2 separate regions of the Mus musculus genome follow, and region 1 is linked to region 2. Evidence: chromatin loops called from intact Hi-C (ENCODE). Cell type or tissue: left cerebral cortex. All regions are shown on one strand. Each heading gives the region's core, and the rest is flanking DNA. Links, peaks and the distances in the headings are about the cores only. Region 1 has its middle 30 kb from the start of Psmb1. Region 2 holds the start of Fam120b (family with sequence similarity 120, member B).

The links. Hi-C counts contacts between places; a loop is a spot of excess contacts. Peaks named below come from ENCODE experiments on the same cell type or tissue, not always from the same donor. Only the 100,000 strongest peaks of a DNase experiment are listed, where the experiment ranks them.
Region 1: it touches region 2 in a loop (2.9-fold over the local background); 6 of 42 quality-filtered maps call a loop at or near these places.

Annotation. Positions count from the first base shown.
Region 1 is chr17:15,466,567-15,469,479 of GRCm38, reverse strand. No RefSeq gene overlaps it. Among named protein-coding and RNA genes, the nearest start is that of Psmb1, 30 kb to the left of the region's middle. In left cerebral cortex, for the core only: a CTCF peak has its summit at 1,590 (motif pointing right); a DNase peak (open chromatin) is centred at 1,577.
Region 2 is chr17:15,394,664-15,397,576 of GRCm38, reverse strand. Fam120b (family with sequence similarity 120, member B) reads right to left here and starts at 1,331. Exons shown (of 11, transcript NM_024203.3): 1 at 1,017-1,331. In left cerebral cortex, for the core only: no CTCF peak of the experiment used is centred there; a DNase peak (open chromatin) is centred at 1,392; H3K4me3 peaks cover 1,595 bases; H3K27ac peaks cover 1,054 bases.

The DNA.
Region 1 (2,913 bases), core at 253-2,752, 72 kb before region 2:
CTATCTTCTCACTTCCCCCTTAGTTCCTTTCTTCAGTGTCTTTAAAGGTTTTCTTGTAGAAGTTCTGTTGTTTACTTAGTTAAGTTTATTCCAACCAAAATAGTGTGAGTGGAGTGGATAATATCTCTTATATTAAAACTATTTCATCTACAAACAGGAATATTTTTACTTTCCTATTTGTATCTATTTTTTCTTACTGCTCTGAGACTCAAGCACCGTATTGAACAGGAATGGAGAAAGTTTTATTTTTATTTTAGTAAAAATGCTTCAAATATTTTTTACCTTTACCATAATGTTGTTGTGGCCTCGTTGTATATTGACTTTATTATGTTTTGAATTATGTCCCCTATATCCATAGATTCTGTAGCAAATATCTCATGAAGAGATACTGGACTAATCAAAGACCTTTCCTGAATTTATTTGGTTTCTGTCCTTGAGTCTATTTATATGACAAGTTACATTTATTGATTTATACGTTGAATCTTCTCTTTAATGAAGTCAACTTGGTGCTGAATGACGAGATCTTGAATTAGTTTGCTAGTATCCTACTGAGAACGTTTGTATCTGTATTGATCAGAGAGATCAGTCTATAATTTTCTTAATGTTGTCTCTGCCTGGTTTTGGTATCAGTATGATATTGGCAAAAGAAAAAAAAAAGCAAAACCGGTTTGGAAGTTTCCTTCCTTTTCTACTTTATAGGGTGATTTGCAAAATACTGGTCTCCATTCTTGAGTGAAGGGTAGAGATCTATACAGTGAGTACATCTGAACCTGGGTGTTCTTCAGTCAGGAGATTTTTATGACCATGTCGGTCTTGCTGCTGGATATAGGACTATTTAATTTTTTTTCATTTTGATTTGATTTTGGTAGGTCATATACCTATCAATTTCATCCATTTCTCTTAGATTTTAAAAATTTAGTGGAATATAGGTTTGTAAGGTATGTTTTATGCTTTTCTTACTCTTGGTATCTCTTGTAATAACTTCTTTTTTCATTTCTGATCTTACAAGTCTTCTCTGTCTTTTAGTTAACTTAGCTAAGGGTTTGTCTGTCTTTTTAAAAGGTTTATTTGCCTTTTTAAAGAAAGAACTCTGCATCTGATTCTTTGGTTTGTCTTGTACTCACTATTTCTATTTCATGAATTTCTGCCCTTAAGTATGTCTCCTTATCTACTGATTTGGAGTTTGATTTGTTCTGACTTTTCTAAGGCTTCAAGGTGCATCATTAAGTTATTTGAGTTTTCTCTGTTTTTTTATTTTTAAAATTTTGGGCGCTTAGAGATACGCACTTTCCTATTAGGACCGCTATTTGTTCTCGGGTGGATCTCTAGAACTTGTGAATCATCTTTAGAAAATTTTTCTTCCATGACAGGCAAGTATTTAGAACTTCATTTGGAGTGTGGGCTGATGACTGTAAGGCGGATTGTTGGTAAACACCACTGTTTTGAACTGGGACTCCACTGTCACCTCAAGCAGACCCCTGACCTGACTCCTGCTTTGAGATGTGCCACAAAGATGGCTGAGGCCTGTCAAAGGATGGTGGCTATTCCTCATTCATGAATGCCAGGTTCTGTGTCACGCTCCTGGAGGAGGCCACCAGGTGGCGCTGTGGATTTACCTCTGGTGCCCCCACTTTGTGGCGAGCATTTCCTAGGATAGAGTTTAGTTTGTGGTAGGCAGGAAATAGAACTTGAGTCCGGTAGTAAATACTGTTCTTCCTTAACTTGGCAAAAGGACATTTTGTGGTAACTTGTAATCTCAGTTCATGTACATATTAAACTGCAGAGGACAGAAGAAGATAAACTGGTCATCACTGTACTGGATGCATGCGAGGTGTGTGTTTGATCTGGAGGGGAGAGAAAAGAAGACAGAGGAGGAGGAGAAAGGGAACTGACTTTGACACAAAAAGACAAATATCAGAACACTGGATTTATTTGGAGCTATATACTTGTAAAAGATGGGTCTCACTAGGTATATAGCCCCCGCTGACCTGGAACTTTCTATACGTACCAATTTCAAACTCTGAGATCTTCCTGCTTCTGCCTCCCCAAGTTCTGGGATTAAAGGCATGTATCATCAGGCCCTGTGATTGTTTTTTATTTTTTATTTTAATTATTTCTAAAGCAATAGACAGATCCTATTTTTCTTCTACATTCTCAACTCTCCTATTGGTATTGTACCTGCTTTTTAGAGTAGGTTGTTGAGAATCAACTGTGACACCTAGAAGGTAAGGACATGGCTGGGCTGTGGTAGTCTTACCAAATTTTCACGTCATTTAGAATATTAGGAACACACATCTACAGAGCCCAAACATGGGCTAGCTCCAGGTGGCAACTATACCAGCCTGTTCTTCTGCCCTTGGGAGTACAGCTTTCATAGTCTGGAATTTTCTCCCATCATGGCAAAGCCTACACAGGACTTGCTAGCATTTTGCACTCCAGGTGGGGCTCAAATGTTTTAGACTTAGCACAACATCCCCTGGAAATTGTACTTTCTTTGTAAAGCTTCTCAGTAAGATTGCTTACTGTTTGCAGAGACTCTATGAACCACTATGATCCACAAGGAGAGACTAGGAGGAGGTTCTAAGCAGCGGTTGTGGAACGCATGTGAACAGCAAAGCTGTTGACACGATGTTTCTGTTCTATTCTGTAAAGAATGTGTTCGTGCATATAGACATAAAGCAGATGCTTGGGTTTTAAAAACGTTCCTCTATTTCTTTCTTATTTTTAAAAAAGATTTTATTTATTTATTTATTATATGTAAGTACACTGTAGCTGTCTTCAGATCTCATTACAGGTGGTTGTGAGCCACCATGTGGTTGCTGGGAATTGAACTCAGGACCTCTGGAAGAGCAGTCAGTGCTCTTAACCGCCAAGCCATCTCACCAGCCCTCGTTCCTCTATTTCTTTATCGTG
Region 2 (2,913 bases), core at 306-2,805:
AGATGGATGTATTAAGTGAGATCAAGAACCAATTCACAGTTTATAGACTCCCATTATAGCCAGAGAGAGCGATGGAGAGAAATAATGCCTAACAATAAAATTAAAACTATTTATACTTGGTATTAAGTTCTGTAGCAACAATTGATAGCATTATGTGGAATGCATCCTTCTTACCAAGGTGGAGTCAACTCAGAAAGTAAATGAAATTAGTTTAGTATCTGCAACACAGAAGTTACAATGCTCTACCCAATGACCAGGCCTTTCTTTCAAATACCAAGCACACCTTGAAGATGGTGGAAATGGGGAGGGGAAAACTGGGACAAGAACACTTGCAAAGCAGCAACATAAGATAAATAGCAAGTTGTAAAGGCTCTATAATTATGAACAGAGGGGTGTTGTATTCACAGTACACTGAAATCAAGGACTCCGAAGCCAAAGCTTGGATTCGTGAACTTTTCATTATCAGTTCCATAAATATATCCAGACTCCAGTTCAGAGATAAGAGTAGAGTCTTTGAGTGTGGAAAATAAATGATTTCAAATGCTCTCCACGTAAGTTTTTTGGGGGGGGCCAAAGGTGTTCACAGATATAAACGTCTGGAAGACTGGCTGAACAGATATTTTTTTTAAACTGGGAGGTGCTATAGTCAAGGTGGGGGCAAGAGAAATAACGCATCAGTTGCTGGTGCCTTTCAAAAACAGGTAAAGAAAAAAGTAGCCAGGCGTTCGTACACTAACCTAATGTCAGTCGAGGTCAGGAGCTATCCTCTAATGGATGGGAGATAGGGAAAATGATGAGAGACATTGGACGTGGGTAACAGCAAGTCCCTAAGGTGGAAAGATCTGAGAGCATATGTAGGCCGAAATCAAACGGATGGTCCCCTCCCCAGAGGAACTCAACACAGCTGAGGCCCAGCCCCTTCGCCTCTCCATCACTTAAGGTCCTACAACCTCCCAACCTGGTTTCCAGTTACCAGTTCTTCCCTCCCCAGCCGCTACCAGAGTCTGAGAGTCTACCTCGCTGGTCCTCAGTGTCCTGCAGCTGGGCTCAGGAAGAGTCTCCACCCCGCTCCACCTGCAAGTGGATGGCTGCCTCTCCCCTCCACCCAGGGAGGAACAGCCAGGACGCAGAGAAGCCAGGATGCGGAGGGGCGTGGCCACGGCGAGGATAGTGGACTTGATGCTGGAAGGAGTCTGGGGTAGGGAGATGCGACAGCAGAGATCCAGGGCCGATTCCCCAGCCTGGCCTACCCAAAGCTCAGCAGTGGCCGCAGACTGCGTCAACCAGATTTCAGACCCACAGTCTACGGCGTGCTCACTTCCGCTTCCGTTATTGAACTTCCGCCCGGAGAAGTGTCTGGTTAGACAAAGTGAAGCTTGTGCTTATATAACTGGAAGTAAAGGACGAAGAGACGAAAGGGATGTAGTACGCAAGCGCTAGAGCGGGAGGCGAAGTGGGTGGCACCCAGGAAGAAGGAAGCTTTAACCCGTTGCCTAGCAACCGGGGAATAGCCTAGGACGCCTGCACGCCGCTGGATAGCCGGACTGGGAAAAGTGTGTTTGTCCCATAGGCTAAGTCTTCAGGCTGAGTGGCAGCCTGCACTAGCACTGGGTGCCTTGCTCCGGTAATGCACGCACACAGGCTGCAGCGGATAGTCACTGGAAACCCTTTTAAATGCCACAGACCACAGCTTGCAACCACGCAGAGTATGGGAAGCTGCGAGGATCCTGGTTTGGTCTTGAATCCCCTTAGGAGTACCAGTACTGAAAGGCGGCACAGCTTGGACAAGGAGCATCAAGGGCCGAGAGTCCACTTACAGAGTTGTCATAGGCAATAATGCTGGTCATTTTATTGGGTGAAGTGGCCATCCTTGTGGGCTACATTCAGGCTGTCTAGTATTTTGGATGGAAATCTCCAATAAGCTAAAGCATCCTTTGTGTCGGTAGCCCCCAACTTGGGGTGCTGGAAACATTTGGATCTCAAGATTACAGTTTTAGCTGTTGAGTCACAGCTTGTGCTAGCCTTATGGTAGAGGGGTTCTCTGCCTTTAGCTTTACAGCTCCAGGATGCGTCCTCAGCTGCCAGAGGTAGCAACTCGGTGACTTTCTGGGACTCTTTAGAGCAGCTGGCGCTTGCATTCAGTAGTGTTTTATCTTTTGCAGTTTCTGTTCTCCTCTATGCTATACTTTCCCAACACTCCCGTAGTCCTTCACAGTCTTAGCACTCCATGGCCTCTACAACAGCCCTCTATTGGTTTCTGTTGGGTGCTGTACCTGTTCTTTATGCAACCGACGCAAGCTACCCTACCCGGGATCAAGACTACAAGGAGGCATCAGTACCACTTGGAGTAAATTTTATTGGCAGCACAGGGGCAACTTGCAGAAAAACAAAGCAAAGCAAACAACCACAACAAAAAACTTTCTCCTGTATACTGCCATTGGGCTGGGGTCACTGAGTAGGGTGATCTAAGAGCCATCTCAAGGTGTCATGGTCAGTTTCCCAAGGCCATGAAACTGCTGGGTGGTGGTTGATTGTAATGGTTCCCCTGACTGAAACAAAGTCTCTGTGGCATCTACAGTTGCCGTGAAGTCTTCTCTGGACATTGGTAGCTAGAATAGAGCAGTAATCATTACAGTTGCCCTGACAACAGGCTGAGGAACCTTCAGGGGCAGCTACTTGATTGACAAGTCTCAAGTCTCCACAAAAGGTGAGACTAAACCTGCAACTGCCACCACCCTTATAGTGCCTCAGGTCTTCAGGGGTGGCAGCAATATCATTCAGTCTTAGAAGGTTTGGGAATGGCGAAAACCATACAATGGCTCCCAATTCAGCCTTCATCCCTGCCTGTCTTGGGGTAGTGTCTCAGTATTTTAGTTACTTTTCTGTCCCTGTGTTATAACATCATGACTACAG